Regions from separate parts of the Homo sapiens genome. Here region 2 is linked to region 1. Evidence: chromatin loops called from intact Hi-C (ENCODE). Cell type or tissue: lower leg skin. All regions are shown on one strand. Each heading gives the region's core, and the rest is flanking DNA. Links, peaks and the distances in the headings are about the cores only.

Evidence for each region. Peaks named below come from ENCODE experiments on the same cell type or tissue, not always from the same donor. Only the 100,000 strongest peaks of a DNase experiment are listed, where the experiment ranks them.
Region 2: it touches region 1 in a loop (6-fold over the local background); 1 of 110 quality-filtered maps calls a loop at or near these places.

The regions. Positions count from the first base shown.
Region 1 is chr11:73,253,023-73,262,810 of GRCh38, forward strand. LOC105369382 (a long non-coding RNA gene) reads left to right here and starts at 323. Exons shown (of 3, transcript XR_950296.3): 1 at 323-437; 2 at 739-785; 3 at 4,979-5,967. In lower leg skin, for the core only: no CTCF peak of the experiment used is centred there; DNase peaks (open chromatin) are centred at 4,759, 5,479 and 6,459.
Region 2 is chr11:72,927,757-72,937,544 of GRCh38, forward strand. The region is part of intron 8 of FCHSD2 (FCH and double SH3 domains 2); the gene reads right to left. Among named protein-coding and RNA genes, the nearest start is that of ATG16L2, 120 kb to the left of the region's middle. In lower leg skin, for the core only: no CTCF peak of the experiment used is centred there; no DNase peak of the experiment used is centred there.

The sequences.
Region 1 (9,788 bases), core at 3,360-8,359:
ACCTAAGAGCATCTGCCTGCCACATCCTCAAGTGGTGACAGGTGGAAGTGTTTCCAACCAAACCAAGCTCCCTGGTGAGGAAGCACACTTGTGGCCCTCTCCACAAGACAGAAAGAAGTCAGGGCTTTTCCCTTTGAGATAAGTGTTACATTCCCTTATTCTAAAACATTGGGAAAAATAATAATAATGAACTGCAATGAACAATTCTGCTGTTTCTTTTTTAATTTAAATTTTTATTTTTAATTGACAAATAATAATTGTATATACTTATGGGGCACAATGTGATATATTTTTTATGTTGGTTTTTGTTTGTTTGAAACAGGGTCTCACTCTCCCACCCAGGCTGGAGTGCAGTGGCGTGAAGGCTCACTGCAGCCTTGACTTCCTGGGCTCAAGTTATGCTCCTGGCTCAGCCTCCCAAGTAGCTGGGACCACAGGTGCGTGCCATCATGCCTGGATACATACATACATACACATATATATATATATATATATATATATATATATATATATAGTAGGGATGGGGCCTTGCTATGTTGCCCAGGCAGGTCTTGAACCCCTGGGCTCAAGTGATACTCCCACCTTACCCTCACCACAAGATGCTGGGATTTCAGGCATGAACCACCATGTCTGGCTCAGTGTGGTGTTTTAATATATGTGTACACTGTGGAATGTCTGCTGTTCCTTACATGATAATTTTTAATGAAGTTCATCACTAATCTGTTACTATTTTTCCAGTCTGCGAATTGCCAGAAGCCCAGTCTGCGAATTGCCAGAAGCCCAAAGTGAGTATCATGTATGTCAGTACAATTAATCATTAGATAATGAAGAGAACACATGGCAGTGCCACCATTTTGGCACCATTAATGCCAAAAGCAGCATGGATGCGGGATGATTGGAGGAGAACTGGATATGTGCCTCTGTTAGGGTGGAACACAGTTGGTGATACAAGTTATGCACAACGTCATTTAAAATGGCTTCAAATATTCTGAAAAAAACAACATTTAGTTCTTACTGTGAATTTTGTCACGTATTGAAAACCACTGCACATAAAATTGGATGAACAATCCATCTGCATTTTAATTTTACAATGAGGTTAGCATAGAAAAATAAACTGAATATTGACAGTAATAAACTGTATTCCTAGAAAGGCTGTGTGGGCCTACTTAAAGGTTGTCTCACCAATAAAACCATAAGCATCTTTTAGGGCAAAGGTGGTTTCCTATACTTCCTTCAATTCTCCAATGCTTCTCCTCTTCTTAATTTATGAGGCAGGCATATAGGGAATTCAAGAACTATAGGGAGTTCAGTTGAATTAAAATATCTGGTTCTGCCGGGAGGTGGAGGTTGCAGTGAACCGAGATTGTGCCACTGCACTCCATCCTGGGTGACAGAGTGAGACTCCATCTCAACAACAACAACAACAACAACAATCTCGTTCTGTTATTTAAAGAAAACACTTCAACAGTTAGAAATTTTGATTGTTTGTGGCAGGCACTGTACTGAGAGTTTTACATACACTATTCCAGTTAAAACTCAAACCACTTGGGAGGACAGAATTATTATCCCCGTTGTACAGGTGACCAGAGCTCTGAGAATGAAAGGAACTTGGCTTGGCCACACAGCTATGAGTGGAAGAGCCAGAATTCAACTTAGGCCTGTCCCTGCCCAGGGTGTGCTTGAACCCCTGCATTAGCCCAGGGGTCTTCCTGGGTGGACTCTGTTCTGCGCTCTCCTTTGTTCCTGTGGTCGGGCTCCCAGATTCCATCCAGGACCAGCTCCTTTACTTACAGATGGGGGAGCCTTGGGCAAGACCACTGACCTCTCTGAGCCTCAGTTTCCCCCTCTGAAAAATTGAAATAATCAACTGTCCCTAATAAGGCTTAAGAAGGTTAATATCTTTTTTTCTTTTTTTTTTTTTTTTGAGACAGGGTCTCTGTCACCCAGGCTGGATTGTATTGGCACGATCTCAGCTCACTGCAGCCTTAATCTCCCAGGCTCAAGTGATCCTCCCACCTCAGCTTCCTGAGTAGCTGGGACTACAGGCATGTGCCACCATGCCCAGCTAATTTTTGTATTTTTTTTTTTTTGTAGAGATGGGTTTTTGCCATGTTGCCCAGGCTGAAGAAAGTTAATGTCTAAATTTATGCACAACTACTTAGAAAACAGTAAATCCCTATATCAATCTTTGTTGATAAAAACATTCCATTTTTCTCATCATTGGAACCTTGTCACGCCTCAACATTTGGGGCACCTTTACTAAATGTGACATCTTGATTTTTAAAAGTGATCTGTTTCTTTTTCATTTAATTTTCAACTAAATAATGTATTCACTTGGTTCAAACAAACAAACAAAAAAAGGTAAACAGTGAAGGATCTCCCTGTTATTGGCCCTAATAAGTAACCCAGTCAGTGGTTGCTTCTTTATGTTTCCAGGTAACTATATGTATATACAAATCCTAAAAGTAGTGTTTTTTTTCTTCCTTCATACACAAAAGTTTGCATACTACTACATACATATTTCTACACCTAGCTTTCTTCTGAAAATTCCTTTTTAAATTTATTTTTATTTTATTCTTTTTTTTTTTTTTTTTTTTTTTGAGATGGAGTCTCCCTCTGTCCCCCAGTCCGGAGTGCAGTGGCACTATCTCTCCCGGGTTCAAGCAATTTTTCTGCCTCAGCCTCCCCTGTAGCTGGGACTACAGGCGCGTGCCACCACACCCAGCTAATTTTTGTTTGTTTGTTTTTTGGTGTTTTTGTTGTTGTTTTTGTTTTGATTCAGAGTCTCGCTCTTGTCGCCCAGGCTGGAGTGCAGCGGTGCGATCTAGGCTCACCACAACCTCCACTTTCCGAGTTCAAGTGATTCTCCTGCCTCAGCCTCCTGAGTAGCTGGGACTACAGGCATGTGTCACCATGCCCAACTAATTTTTGTATAATTTTTAGTGGAGACAAGGTTTCACCATGTTGGCCAGGCTGGTCTTGAACTCCTGACCTTGTGATCCCCCTGCCTTGGCCTCCAAAGTGCTGGGATTACAGGTGTCAGCCATCACGCCTGGCTATTTTATTCTATTTTTTTAGAGACAGGGTCTCACTATGTTGCCCAGGCTGCTCTTGAACTCCCAGGCTCAAGCGATCCCCCTGCCTTGGCCTCTAAGTGCTGGAATTACAGGCATGAGCCACCATGCCTGGCCCTGAAGTTTTCTTAAAGGTCTTTCTACATAAAAACTCCCCTGTTCTGTTTTAACAACCATGATTTATTTAACCAGTTCCCTATGAATAGACAGGTCATTTCCAATATTTCAGTTTTGATTTGTTGATTTCTTAAAGAGCTGAAATAAATGAAAACACCAACTTTTTCTTCATTATGAACATAGTTTAGACTATTTACTAGACAATAATGTCTGCTTGAATCTCAGATTCAGTAAATCTGTTTTAAAATGGACAGGGATCTGTTGGTACCAAGTGAAAGAATTGCCCCACTCCCAAGGGTTGACTCACATTAACTTGGCTTTTTTAAATTTTATTTTATTTTATTCTATTTTGAAATGGAGTTTCGCTCTTGCTGCCCAGACTAGAGTGCAATGGCGCAGTCTCAGCTCACTGCAGCCTCCACCTTCTGGTTTCAAGCGATTCTCCAGCCTCAGCCTCCCCAGTAGCTGGGATTACAGGCACCAGCCACCACGCCTGGCTAATTTTTTGTGTGTGTTTTCAGTAGAGACGGGGTTTTGCCATGTTGGCCAAGCTGTTCTTGAACTCCTGGCCTCAGGTGATCCGCCTGCCTCGGCCTCCCAAAGTGCTGGGATTACAGGCGTGAGCCACCGCGCCCGGCCTAACTTGGCTTTTTGTTCCATGTGTTGGTTTCATCACCCTCTCAGTGTCCCTACAGTCCCAAGGGCAGCAGGCAGTGTTGCAGAGGTCACAGGGCTCCACAGGTAGTGTGAGCAGCAGATCTCTGTGGACTATCACCTCCTCTGACATAGGCACTATGCTCCTTTATATACTGCCAGAAAGTATGTTAACATTTATAGCCAGGCATGATGGCTCACGCCTGTAATCCCAGCACCTTGGGAAGCCGAAGCAGGTGGATCACAAGGTCAGGAGTTCAAGACCAGCCTGGCCAACATGGTGAAACCCTGTCTCTACTAAAAATACAAAAAATTAGCCGGGTGTGGTGGAACACTCCTGTAATCCCAGCTACTCAGGAGGCTGAGGCAGGAGAATTGCTTGAACCCAGGAGAAGGAGGTTGCAGTGAGCCAAGATCATGCCATTGCACTCCAGCCTGGGCAACAGAGAAAGACTCCGTTTTGAAAATAAATAAGTAAACAAACAAACATTTGTACCAGGAGCAGCGCTGGTGGGCATGGGTCTGGTAGGAGGGAGCTAAATGGAGTGTCCCATCAGTGTGCTTAGAGGCAAGAGAGGAATCCAGAGCCCTGACTAAGAGCTGCCAGGGCAGGATTCCTGGCTCATGAATTTGTGAATCAACACTTGGTTGGGCAGCTGGAATGTGGTGGGAATGAGAAAGAGGCAAGTTCCAGGAAGAGGTTCTCCTGTTCAGAACAAGGGCTAGCTGTGGCTGGTGGACTGACAGGGCAAAGGGGAGCCATGTGGGGGCTCCTGGACCTCAGGAAGGAGGCTGGGGTCTTAGGACTATGGCTGGGGCTAAAAGAGCAGCCCCGGCCCTGAGAGGAGGCCACAGGGACACCAAGGCCAGGGGCTGACAGGGGGAGGGGATATCTCAAAAGTTGTTGGAAATGCCAGATATGGCTCATCCAGTGCCGGATCTTGCTGGGCACCTGCCAGCTGCTAAGGATTGTGAGGCCATGGCTGAAGCTGGGAGGGAGCGGAACAGGAGGAAGCAAATTAGCTGCCGGACACAGTTTAACCAAGGGCTCCTTGACCTCTCCTGGGGCCAGTGGGGGTGGGGCCTGGCTCCCAGGCCCAGCTCTGAGCCTGTGGCCTCCCTCCTTCTTCCAGGCCCATCTTCCCTTGGCCTGAGTGACACGGCACTGACCTGCTCCTGCTCTTACTGCTCTGGCTGCCCCCTACAGTTCCACTCCTGGGCATCTCTTCCCTCCTTTAACTGATGGCTCCATCTTAAAGAGAGTAGAAGTGACTTCACCCACCCTATGGCCTAGAGGCCCAAACATGAAGCTCCTGGGCAACAGGATTTGGTTTTATTAAAGAGCTGCCAAGTTCCTTTGCCTTGATGTGAGTATGGGGATCAGGCGGCCTGGCTAAGCTGGTCAGAGGGAGCATTTCCAGAGGTCAGAGCACAGTCTCCATGGAAACCAGGGCTCTGCATACCCAGGAGGACCCAGGGACAGCAGGAGGACCAGTGAGAAAGGTGGAGTGCTGAGGAGAGAACACTGGGGTGCAGGCAGGGCCATCAGGTTGAAACCCACCCCCACTTCCCCAACTCCTACACAGAGTCCCTCCTCCACCCAGCTGGGAGAACCAGAGCTCAGCCTACAGGGAACAGACAGGGCTCCTTTCATCCTGCAGCAGATGCTGTGCCTCCTACGCCCCTCCTGGGCCTCAGGAAGGGGGCTGGGGGTTCTAGGGCTATGGCTGGGGCTGAAAGAGCAGCCCCGGCCCTGAGAGGACCCACAGGGACACCAAGGCTGGGGGCTGCCTGTGCCACTTAGCACTCTCATCCCCACACCTCTGCAGCTTCTCACTGTGGGACCCTGGGTTTCTGCCCTGGGGTTTCTCTGGCCTTTGGAGCACACTTGGCCAGAAGTGCCAGAAAGTTTGAGGATCAGCCTTTAACCGATGACAGCTGGAGTTGGTGACCAACTGCTCCAGTTTCCTTGCCTTTTGGGTGGGACCTCCCTGTGGCAGGTTCTGCGCAGTCTCCCACGGGTTCCCCACAGGACTGACCCACAGTGATGACCTGCTCGGCAGCCACCATGGCTTTCTTCTTTTCCCTGGATCACCTCTGAAATAAATGATTTGTACTTAAATGTTTGCCTCAGGATCAGCTTCTGGAGGAACCCAAACTGAGAATCCCCTCTCTCTCCCTCACATTCGCATCCAATCTGCCTGATTCTGCTGATTCTACCTCCTTAAAAAGCCCTCAAGGCCAGGTGTGGTGGCTCATGCCTGTAATGCTACCACTCTGGGAAGCCGAGGTGGGAGGATCACTTGAGCCCAGGAGTTCAAGACCAGCCTGGGCAACACGGCAAAAGCCTATCTCTACCAAAAAAATTAAAAAAATAAAAAAATAAAAATTAGCCAGGCATGGTGGCATGCATCTGTAGTCCCAGCTACTTCTCGGGAGGCTGAGGTGGGAGGATCACCAGAGCCCGGGAGGCAGAGGTTGCAGTGAGCAGAGATTGTGACACTGCACTCCAGCCTGGGCAACAGAACCAGACCCCCATCTCAAAAGAAAAGTTCTCAAATCCACCTTCTAATCATCTCCCATATATCACTCCTCCTCCATCCCCACTGCCCTGGCCACCTGCCTGGACTACTGGCCCAGCCTCCTCACCGACCCACTGCCTCTGCACATCAGCCAGCATAAGTCAGCTTTCTAAAACACACCTCTGGGCCTCTCCCCAGGTCCCACCCTGCTTAAATCCTACCATGGTTCCCATTGCCCTCAGGATAAACCAAGCTTCCCAGCCTGGCATCGAGACCCTGAAAGGACTGGTCCCTGCCCTCTCTACAGCTCTCTTATGCCACTCCCCTCTTCCACTGGACTGCCCAGTAGGACTGAACTTCTTGAGGTTCTCAGAGTTGGCCATGATCAACCCCACCTCCTGGTCTTCACAAGCTGTCCCCTCTTGTAAACAGGAACATCTTCCTCCTACTTTACCCAAACAATTCTAGTTGTTCTTGAACACAGCCTAAGACACAACTTGTGCCTTAACCACCCCTGTTCTCCCTGCTCTAGGGCTGGGTGGGCTGGGGGTCCCTCAGAGCTCCTATGTATCTTCATGTCTCTCTGGCCCAATGCCCACCAGGTTCTGGTCTGTTCTCCTCCACACTGGGCATTTCTGAAGGACACTAGCCATGAACAACTCATCTTTTTTCTTCCCCGGGCCTAGGCACATAGCAGGTGTCAGAGAATAAATGAGTGATGATGATGACTTTAAATCTCCAAAGAATTATGCCCTGGAAAAACTCCTTGGCTGGTGGAGGAGAAGTGTGAAGAAAAACAACACCAGGCCAGAGTGATCAGGGTGTTACAAAGGCCAACACTTGGACTTGGGAGCCCAGAGGAGGCCTCAGCCCTGACTGGCAGAGAGGTAGCCAGAGAAGGCTTTGGAGGGGAGGTGGCTCCTCTGTGTGCTGGCCCTGCCCATCCTCTTTGTCTTTGCAGAGTGTGCTAGGGAGCTGGGGAGTCAGGAGGGAAATAGAAAGCAGCATAGATCCCACACAATCTCACCCCTTCCTTTTCCTCAAAGGTGACCTCTACCCTGGTGGTCATTCTTACACATGCCTTTGTATGATTTCTACATTATTGTATAGAAATATACAATAATTAAAACTTTATGTGCATAGTCTCATACTGTGTGTATCCTATATATTTCTTTTTTGGTCACATTATGCTTGTGTGATTTTAGCCTTCTTGATGTGGTTGCTCAAGTTTATTTTTTGTCTGCTATATAGTATTCCATTTAAGAACATACAGTCACTTTTACTGTTAGAATATAATTCATTCCTATAATCCCAGCACTTTGGGAGGCCAAGGCAGGTGGATCACGAGGTCAAGAGATCAAGACCATCCTGGCCAACATGGTGAAACCCCATCTCTACTAAAAATACAAAAATTAGCTGGGCACGGTGGCGCGTGCCTGCAGTTCCAGCTACTTGGGAGGCTGAGGCAGGAGAATCGCTTGAATCCAGGAGGCAGAGGTTGCAGTGAGCCGAGATTGTGCCACTGCACTCCAGCCTGGTGACAGAGCGAGACTCTGACAAAAAAAAAAAAAAAGAATATAATTTATTTCTGATAACAAATTTGTGAATAGTGAAAGCTTATATTCCCAGAAATTTAAAAAGGAAAAATGTGTCACCAGCTCATCCTAAGACCCTAATTTTCCCCAAATGCCATTAAAATTTTTAAAACTATTAACACTCAGCAATGATTTCTGCACAGTATAAAACTACACTATCAAATATGATATCTGTTAGTCACATAAGGCTATTTACATTTAAACGTAAATTAATTTGGAGTTAAAAATTCCATTCCTCCGTTGCCCTAGACACATTTCTACATGTGGCCAGAGGCTACCCTACTGGACAGCAGATATAGGATATTTCCATCATCACCAAAAGTTCTAAAGCATTTAAAATACTGACTACTTCATTATCTAATAATGAATGTGCTGCATTTTCTCACTCACAGAAGCGCTCCCACATATGGTGGGTGAGGATGAGTCTCACATCTCTCACATAAGCCAAGCTTACATCTTTCACTGTCCAGCCCTCCCAATGAGCTTTGTTACATCCACATTTTCTTCTAATAATAAATAGGCTTTTCTAGGTCTTTCAGGCTCAACTACTTTCTTCTCAGGCCTTTCCACTTTCTTAGAAGACAACTATACTTAATAATGAAGGGAAGAGGCTGGCATGGTGGCTAACGCCTGTAATCTCAGCACTTTAGGAGGCTGAAGCGGGTGGATCGCCTGAGGTCAGGAGTTTGAGACTAGCCTGGCCAACATGGTGAAACCCCGTCTCTACTAAAAATACAAAAATTAGCCGACGTGGTGGTGGGCACCTGTAATCCCAGCTACTTGGGAGGCTGAGGCAGGAGAATCACTTCAACCCAGGAGGCGGAGGTTGCAGTGAGCCGAGATCATGCCACTGCACTCCAGCCTGGGCAACAGAGACAGACTCCATCTCAAAAAATAAATAAATAAATAAATAAATAAAAATAAAAAGATACAGTGCTGTGATGTACATCTTTATACATGTGCAGGGGTTTCTCCTGATTATATGCCTTGAAGTGGAATGGTTCAGTTTTAAGCTATGCATTTTCACTTTTCCTAGATATTGACAGATTGTTCTTCAACTTGGTTGTGTTCCCAGCAGTATGTAAAAATTCCTGCCAATTCAAACAAAGTGCGTTTGGTTTCAACCAAATAATTGGTTTCAACGTTTGCTGAATAACCAATTATTGGTTGAAGCCAAGCCAATTTTGTTTTAATTGAGTAGAATCAGCAGAATCAGGAGCACTTCTGTATGTGAGAAAACGCAGCACATTCAGTGTTAGATAATGAAGTAGTCAGTGTTTTAAATGCTTTAGAACTTCCTGTGATGACGGAAATATCCTATATCTGCTGTCCAGTAGGGTACCCTCTGGCCACATGTAGAAGTGTGTCTAGGGCAATGGAGGAATGGAATTGGTTTCAACCAAACCAATTATCAAACTTTAAAAAGTTTGATAATCAGATATGCATGAAATGGTATCATTTCATTTGGTTTTAATTTAGATTTCCCTGGTTGATAGTCAGGTTGAACATATTTTCTTATGTGTATTGGCCATAATTGCTTTCTTTTCTGTGAAATGCCTGTTCATGTCTTTCAATCATTTTTCTGTTAGGTTGTTTAGCTTTTTCCTATTGACGTATAGGAGTTATTTTTATATACTGGATAATAATCCTTTGTTACATGCATTGCAATAATCTCCAGTCGGTAGTCTGTCTTCTTGCTTTTTTCCTTTTTTAGTGTTTTTGTACAAACATAACTTTTTATTACTCTGAGCTTATTAATATTTTCCTTTACAATTTTCTTTGTTTTTGCTGTTGTTGTTTAAAAAATTGTTCCTTAATCCTGGCAG
Region 2 (9,788 bases), core at 2,327-7,326, 330 kb before region 1:
CCCTCTGGAAGGAGAGTGGCTGCAGGCAGAGAAGCCTACCATCCTGAATAGGGTCAAGAGCACCAATAGGTACTGTTACTGTAGATGGATCAGCAGCTGTTTTCAACGGGGAATCACGCTCTACTTTAGATGCAAGACAGGAATGACCTTGAGCTCTGAAATCAGTTGGATGTGGGTTAGAATCCCAGAGCTTTTACTTACTTTATCATGTTAATGATTTTCTCATTTATAATTAGGGAAAGTGGGAGTACCACATACTCCACAGGACATAGTGAAGATAAAGGATAAAGGTAAAGGATGTGGTATAATGTTAGTCTTTCTTGCCTTGCTTTAAAATCATCAATGCATTGGCCACATATTGATAATGGTTAAAGCTGGATAATGAGTACGTGGGGGTCATTATACTGCCTTTTTTTTTTCCTTCAGTGTATGTTGGAAATTTTTCATAAAAAAGCATAAAGAAAACCTGAATAACATATTAGGGAAAAAAAATTCCACAAAATTTTTTTCAATGGCTCCCACTGTATATTTTGCAAAGTAGAAATTCTTTAGCAGGCATTGAAGATTCTTTACAATCTGGTCCCAACATAACTCTCTCTCATTAGCACCATCTCTCATCACTGTTCTCTGCATTATACTCTACTTCCCAACTATACTGAGTCATTTTGGAAAATGACATTCACTTTCATGTTCCCAAATAAGTTATTCTCTTGGCCTAGAATGTCCTTCCCCCCTTCTCTTCCACTTAAATACTTAAATGATAATGATGGTTAACACAGGCAACTGACATTTACTAACGGCTTACTGAGTTCCAAGTGCTTTACAAAACTGACTCAACTAGCTCTTCCTTAGCGTTTTCACAATATTCTTCTATGTGCTGTATGGGTATTATTGCCAATCATGGATTGAATCTTATTTAAGTAGGTGAGAGGAGGCCCAAGTGATCAGAAGCCACTTTCTTTTTTTTATTTTATTATTATTATACTTTAAGTTTTAGGGTACATGTGCACAACGTGCAGGTTTGTTACATATGTATACATGTGCCATGTTGGTGTGCTGCACCCAGTAACTCGTCATTTAGCATTAGGTATATCTCCTAATGCTATCCCTCCCCCCGTCCCCCACCCCACAACAGTCCCCGATGTGTGATGTTCCCCTTCCTGTGTCCATGTGTTCTCATTGTTCAATTCCCACCTATGAGTGAGAACATGCGGTGTTTGGTTTTTTGTCCTTGCGATAGTTTGCTGAGAATGGTGGTTTCCAGCTTCATCCATGTCCCTACAAAGGACATGAACTCATCATTTTTTATGGCTGGATAGTATTCCATGGTGTATATGTGCCACATTTTCTTAATCCAGTCTATCATTGTTGGACATTTAGGTTGGTTCCAAGTCTTTGCTATTGTGAATAATGCCGCTATAAACATACGTGTGCGTGTGTCTTTATAGCAGCATGATTTATAATCCTTTGGGTATATACCCAGTAATGGGATGGCTAGGTCAAATGGTATTTCTAGTTCTAGATCCCTGAGGAATAGAAGCCACTTTCAATGGAGATTAATCTTAAAATATCTTTTTCAGCTATCCAACACCCAGAATTCCCTGAATTTTAATTACCACCTCTGCAAGGCTGTGATACTCATTAACCTGCACATGAACTCATTTTCTGGTGGGTAAGATAGCTGGAGGCCTTCTGGCCTGGGTGGATTATTGCTAGTGTGCATAGAGTTAATGCAGGAGATACAAAAATTAAGAAACAGTTGGAATTCAAAGCACGGGAAGTGGATGATAACCCTATGATTTGCTCCAGCCCCCTGCCTTAAATTGCAATTGTCTGAACCAATGATGGCATCTAGAAATGAAGTTCAAAGCAATTCTGGGTAGTACTGTCTCAACATGGTTTGTGATTAGAAGGCAGATTGCATAAATATTTATATAGACTTTGATTAAAAAGCCAACGATCAGAATAAAAATTGTCCCAAAAATAGAACCAAAGAGCTTGAAAACAATTTTTACAAACTCCCCATCACAGTATTTAAAACACTATATTGAAACCATTTATATACATGTCAGATTTTCCCAAAAGACCCTTAATTCCTTGAGAACAGGCAGCACTTTCTTCCCTTTATCCTACCCTTAGCAGAGGCCTCTAATAAATGATTATTGAAATGAATCAAACTGAGAAGGGTCTGAGCTACAAAAGCAGACTCCAGTTGTGTAAGAGGGAAAGCACCAAAGAAACATTTTGAGAGTGAAGTAGAGAATGAGGCATTTATCTTAATTGGGTCACCTTTATTATGATGAAAAAAATAATATGTTGTGAAAGTTGATTATAAAAATTGGGTCATTCTTGTCATATCCAACTAAATCAATTGAGGGGCCAGGAGGAAAAAGCACTTAGGGCATATAATGTTGCTCCATGAATGTAATTCTCTGCAAGCCCGCTGCTGAAACTGCCTGTGGTAACCTGAAACCAGTATTATCTAATAGCTGCCGAAACAATCTGTTGTGACTCTAAGACTAACTACCCACTGCTGTCACCAATCACAGCTTGCCAGCTCCTCAAAACTTTACTAGTGCCAACCTTCTCTTTGTTCTTTGTACATACTGAAGATCACCCAATCTGTCCCAAAATGCAATTCTTGTTTTCCAAATAAAACATTTTTAATTTAGAGATTCATCTCTATATTTTCTTTGACTTCAACAATGTAATTGGCTGGGTGCGGTGGCTCACACCTGTAATCCCAGCACTTTGGGATCAGGAGGATCACCTGAGGACAAGAGTTTGTGACCAGCCTCACCAACAAGGTGAAACCCCGTCTCTACCAAAAATACAAAAATTAGCTGGGCGTGGTGGTGCCCATCCGTAGTCCCAATTATTTGGGAGCCTGAGGCATAAGAATTGCTAGAACCTGGGAGGGAGGCTACAGTAAGCCAAAATCGTGCCACTGCACTCCAGCCTGGGTGACAGGGCGAGACTCTGTCTCAAAAACAAAACAAAACAAAATGTAATTATTCAGACTGACATGATTTTTTAATTTTTAAAGGGTAGTAGGGGTTGAGGAGGAGGTAGGGATGGCTAATGGGTACAAAAAAATAGAATAAGACCTACTATTTGATAGCACAATAGGGTGACTATAGTCAATAATAATTGTACATTTTAAAATATCTTAAGAGTGTAATTGGATTGTTTGTAACTCAAATGACAAATGCTTGAGGGGATGGATACCCTACTCCCCATGATGTGCTTATTTCACATTGCATGCCTGTATCAAAACATCTCATGTGCCTCACAAATATATATATATATATATACCTACTATATACCCACAATAATTAAATTTTTTTTTTTTTTTTTGAAAAGGAGTCGCGCTGTGTCACCTAGGCTGGAGTGTAGTGGTGCGATCAGGCTCACTGCAACCTCTGCCTCCCGGGTTCAAGTGATTCTCCTGGCTCAGCCTCCTGAATAGCTGGGATTACAGGCTTGCACCACCATGCACAACTAATTTTTGTGGGTTTTTTTTTTTTTTTAGTAGAGATGAGGTTTCACCATGTTGGTCAGGCTGGTCTCAAGCTCCTGACCTCAAGTGATCCATCTGCCTCAGCCTCCTAAAGTGCTGGGACTACAGGTGTGAGCCACCATGCCCAGCCTTAAATTTTTTTTTTAAATAAAATAAAAATTTTAAAAATTAATTTAAAAAATAATTTCTAAGTTTTAAAAACTCTTCTGGCCAGGCATGGTGGCTCACGCCTGTAATCCCAGCACTTTGGGAGGCCAAGGCAGGTGGATCACAAGGTCAGGAGTTCAAGACCAGCCTGGCCAAGATGGTGAAACCCCATCTCTACTAAAAATACAAAAATTAGCCGGGCGCAGTGGCAGGCATCTGTAATCCCAGCTACTTGGGAGGTTGAGTTAGGAGAATTGCTTGGACCCGGGAGGTGGAGGTTGCAGTGAACAGAGATCGCACCACTGCATTCTAGTCTGGGTGACAGAGCAAGACCCTGTCTCAAAAACACAAAAAACTCTTCTTACATCTTGCATAACAGTATCCAACAAACATCTGTCAAATAGAATTGCACAGACAGACAAGATCAGGGCTATGCGTATATTCTTCACAAGATCTTGCAATAGCATTCTGGGTCAATGCCATTGTTTCATTGTTGTTGTTTTAAATTTTTATCAGACTGACTTATATTTTGACCAGACACTACTTCCCTCCTCTGACTTTCTAACCTGTGCATCAAATTGCCTCTTAGACTGAATCATTCTCTTTTCCATCTGCTTTTCTTTTGAGTTCCTCAGTGTGTGATGCCACTATTCACTTGCCAACCTGTGGCAGAAACCTGGAAGTGAAGATTTACTTTTCCCTCTGCCTTGTCCCCCACATACTGTTAATTACCAAATCTTATTGATTCCACTTCTTAAATATTTACCAAACCCAACCCCTCCTCCTGATCTCCACAGCTACTCCCCTCTGGCCATCCTGTCTCATCCAGATTATTGCAGCAATCTTCTGTTGCCCTGCATCCAACTCTCCCTCTCACCAACTCATTTCCACTCTGCAGCTAGGAGGATGTTTCTAAATTGTGTATTTTACTTGACTGCTCTACACTGTTCACTGGCTACTCATCACATTTAGGAAAAGGCTTTTAAAAAAATCATTACAGACCACATTATCTGAACTTGGCATACCTCTTCAGCTTCTTCACTTATTACTCACTCCCCATTCTCCTTCCGTATTACACCTTCTCTACAATGCAGTTTTTGGCTTCTCCAATACTCCTTTTTTGCCTCTGAGCTTTCACACAGGCTTTTCTTCTGCCTTGACTACTCTCTGCTTTCTCTCCCATGGTTTGGCTCACTCTTATCAGCCTTAGTCTCTTCACTTAATCATCTACTTGGATATCTCTATTGTCTTTTTGCTTCATAACTCCTGATCATAGCATACAACCTCATACTGGTGATATTTGTTTGTATGTCCCTCTTTTTGTTTAAGTTCCATAAAGGGAGGCATCAGGTCTGTCTGTTTACCATTCCATCTTCTGTGTTGAGCATAGGGTTTGGCATACTGGTAGTGCTCAATAAATATCTGTTCAACAAATAATAACACCAATCAGAATTCGCATGATTACAAAAAATGAATAAACCTATACTTGAGCCCCATGACTGAGAAATCTAATGATGTTACATAACATTTATAAAATCGTATACAAGTTAAAGGAGTAATTGATTTCATAAAACTCTAATTCAGTAATTTTCAAATATTTTCAGTAGTGGCATCCTTTTATGTGGAATTCCAAGACATAAAATATATATAACCTTGCATGCCTTCTTCTTCCTTCTAGCAACAGATCCTGCTGTCCTGATCTCAGGGGTAAACTTGCAGGGTAGGCAGATATGCAAGACAGAACCTCAAACCACTGTCCTCTGCCCCTAATTACTGGGTGGAGGTGGTCCCTTGACTTAAATTAGGTCATCCCTGGGATAGAGGCTGAAAGATTAATCCAAAAATGGCCTATCCTTCCCACCAAAGTTATTCTTCCTACCAAGCAGATAGTGCCTATCTGTAGTAGGAAAGAATTAAACCAACTCACAGAGAAAAGCAGTGATGAGAAATTTGGCAAAGTGAAGATGGGAATGGTGGGCAGAGGACAGGGACAGTGTCCTTGAATTGGGTAGTTCTTGAGCAAGCACCATCTCATCCTTTCTGTGATTTGGTTACCTTAGCCAACAAATTCCTCTGTTTTGCCTAAGCTACTTTGAGTTGGGTCATTGTTATTTGCAATCAAAAGACTTCTTACTAAAGAGTAATAAATGATACCCAACTTATATTAGCCATATCCAAATTGTGTCTTTTGGTTGCATTGTAAGGAAAAAAAGTTGATTCACATGGACAATAAATTGCAAGTAATAATAATTCAATTGCTTTCCTTACTATTCCTGGTTCTCTTCAATTAAACAGATCTCAAAGCTTAAAGTAGACAATTTTTATGTCAAAGCTGAATTGCAAATACAATCCAAAAGCTGCATATATTTCTTACAAATTTAAAGTAAAGTAAAAACTATTTAGTGCTGGGTACAGTGGCTCATGCCTGCAATTTCAACACTTTTGGAGGCTTAGGTGGGCGTATCACTTGAGCCCAGGAGTTCAAGACTAACTTGGGCAACACAGCAAGACTCCATCTCTACAAAGAATACAAAAATTAGCCAGGTGTGGTGGTATGTGGCTGTAGTCCCAGCTATTCAGGAGGCTGAGGTAGGAGGGCTGCCTGAGCCTGGGAGGTTGAGGCTGCAGTGAGCCATGATCGCGCCACTACACTCCAGCCTGGGCAACAGAGTAAGACACTGTCTCAGAAAAAAAAAAAAAAAAAAAAAAAAGAGCTATTTAAAGCTTACAACAAATCATAAAAGTATCATAACAGTTTGAGAAGGGCACGTATGATGAAGATGCATCTGTATCTTGTCTAGCATTTTACATTTAAATGAGCAAAACACAAGAATGTTCTTTACACTTGTTTAAGTGAACAGACATGCACAAACTTCAATTCAAAGAGACCTCTATGAAGAGCCATGCCTTTTTTTTTTTTTTTTTGAGACGGAGTCTTACTCTGTTGCCCAGGCTGGTGTGCAGCGGCACTATCTCGGCTCACTGCAACCTCCACCTCCTGGGTTCAAGAGATTCTTCTGGCTCAGCCTCCCGAGTAGCTGGGATTACAGGTGCATACCACCATACCCGGGTAATTTTTGTATTTATTAAAGTAGAGACAAGGTTTCACTATGTTGGCCAGGCTGATCTCAAACTCCTGACCTCAGGTAATCCACTTGCCTCGGCCTCCCAAAGTGCTGGGATCACAGGCATGAGCTGCTGTGCTTGGCCATAAATTTCTTAATCAATGATAGAATTCACTTATAAATGCTCAGAAATGGCAGGATAAGCATTCTTTCAAGGTTTATATAAATGTGAGTTAATCTGGCAGTATGAACTCCTTGGTGGTCTCCAATATGCAAAAACTTGGTAGGTAATTTATCCAAATATACTTAAAAAAATAGCCAAACTTTTTGACTATTGGACACAAATTTCTAAGGGAATAATTCTGTAGTAATTGAGAAACTGAGAAACCATGGGACCTTTGACCAGCAATATGTTTTAATGACTCCACAATATTTTTAAACAATTGAATTTGAATGCCTTTAAGCAGCCACGTCCTTTCCAGGTAGCTATTAGGCCACACACTCCCTTACACATTACCTCTGCCCTCTTTATTCATTTTATCTACTTGATCCTTAAAATCAGTTGAGTTTGGAACCTAAACTCCCAAACTCATAATGTTAAATACTCAAAATAGTGAAGAAAAAAAAAGGAATATTCTAAGGACAAATTCAGAAACTTAGAAATCTGGAATGCTCCACTGAACATTTACTTACAGGAAAGTGTAAATGTCCTAGAACTTGTTTGAAGAAGAAGATTATGATGAATTAGGAGGGAAAATGGGTCATTTTCCTAAGCATTTGATGTAATTTCCCCTAAAGTAAGAACTTTAAACAGTCCCCTCCTTATTTAGATCCAGGAGGGGCACAGATTCTTCAGCAATAAAGTTTTGCTGAAATCTCTTGAGTTTCCTTAATGCAGCCTAGAAAAACAAACTCTTCTTTTCTGAGAGCAACGGGCATTTCTAAAATAGACTTTGGTAAAAGTCAAGGATATAAATATCAAGATGATGATAAATGTGAGTTGTCTTAAAATTAAATCATGAAATTCTACAGTCTTTCTTTGCTGATACTGGAAGAAAACAGACTGCCTCCTTGCTTTTGTTTATCTTTTTCAGAAGACCCCAAGCTACGCCTAATCAGGTTACAAAGAGAAAGTAGCTTTTTACAAGAAATCAAAACAAGTACTGGGCTGTATTTACATTACTGTAAATATCTTAATATGTAGTTGAATTTATCAGTTGATATAAAGTAAAATCAGAAACATATCATCTAATTTTTTATGTGGTTGTTTTATTTAAAAGCACTGAGTTACTTCAGGTTACTTCATGTTCTGTGAAAGAGGAAACAAATAAGGAAGTTTATGTCTGTAAATTACAAAACCAGGAAAGGAAAATTTCAATGCTGTTTTTCTATAAAGCTTGTGTTATCCTCTTGCATTACTACTAGCATGCAAGATAAGTCAGATGTCTGAAAAAGGTCTGCTGTACTACTTATGCTCACCCAGTTGTGAGTGGGCTAAAACCACATAATATTTAGGTTGCCATCTCAAAACATCATGGGCAACAGAAAACCTTGAACCCTATATACTTTCATTCAAATCCCAGTTCTACCACTTACTAGCAACCATCACTCTGGGAAGACACTGACCGTTCTTGAGCTTTCCATTCCTTATCTGACAGAATCATAAGAGTATGGTATGTGTAAATGGTGGTTATTAAAATAATAGGGCTTAACCATTTCTATGTTCTACCAGAGAATTTCATCTATCTCCCTTGTAAGCCTATAGTAAGGAATTTTGGTGACAGACTGGGCTTCTGAGTCTGACTCTATTATGTACTTGAGCAGTAGAACTGCTCTAAGTCTGTTACCTTATCTATAAAATAATTTAAAAATAGTATCTCCTTAAGAGGTCTGTTAAATCAATATTTTCTATGTACCATTTTAATTCCCTTGTTTTTTTTACTATATATTTTGGCATGGTTGCCTGGGAATTATCAGTGTGATTTTATCAAACTCAAGAATCTCGACCAGGTGCCATGGCTCATGCCTGTACTCCCAGCACTTTGGAAGGCCAAGATGGGAGGCTTGCTTGAGGCCAGGAGTTGGAGACCAGCCTGGTCAACATAGCAAGACTCCATCTCTAATTTAGAAAAGAAATAAAAATTTTTAAAAAAGAATCTCAATTGACTGACCTTTAAATTCAGATTCTCCCTTCTGCCAACTTAACTTTGCTGCTGAACACTTATAGTATATCTTTACTTCAGTTATTGTATTTTTAACTCCAGAATTTATATTTGATTCCTTTTTATAATTTGTATCAAAGATGATATTCTTTATTTGCTGAGATATCATTCTCATACTTCCCTTCAGTTCTTCAGACATGGTTTCCTTTAGCTCTTTGAAATATATTAAAAATAGGCGATTTAAAATCTTTGTCTAGTAAGTCCAATGTATGGACTTCCTTGGAGACAGTTTCTCTTGCCTCCTTTTATCCCTGTGTATGGGCTATATATTCCTGTTTCTTTATATGCTTCATAATCTTGTTAAAAATTAAACATTTAAATAGCAGATTTCTGCTCATCAACCCTACCATCCAATAGCAAAGAGGAGTTCTTCCTTAGCTGTGGTCCTGATGAGGAACAGAATATGAACACAATTATATAGCTGGAGGAAGACAGAGCTAGAGGACCAAAGGCTTGATGAAGGAACTCTTAAGGCTTTTGGGGAAACTAAAACAGAAGTTTAGATATTTAGGTATCTAAATCAGAAAAACGTATAGATTAGACAGTAAATAGGACTGCTGCAAACAAAAAAATTCTTGGCATTTCAGTTTAGTCTGAGAATTTTGCTATATTCATCTTTTGGCCATGTTATTTAAATAGTCTCTTTTGTGTGCATTTTTGACATCAAAGTATTGAACTGACAGAAAGCATTTAGCAAGAAATATAAAGCCTTAGTGTTAATTCAGTAAACAATATCTCTGATGCTGGCCAATTTGAGTATTCCTTACATTGACATTTTAGGAAAGAGTTAATAAACATGTCATGGACATATGGGACCATTAATGGAAAGGCAAG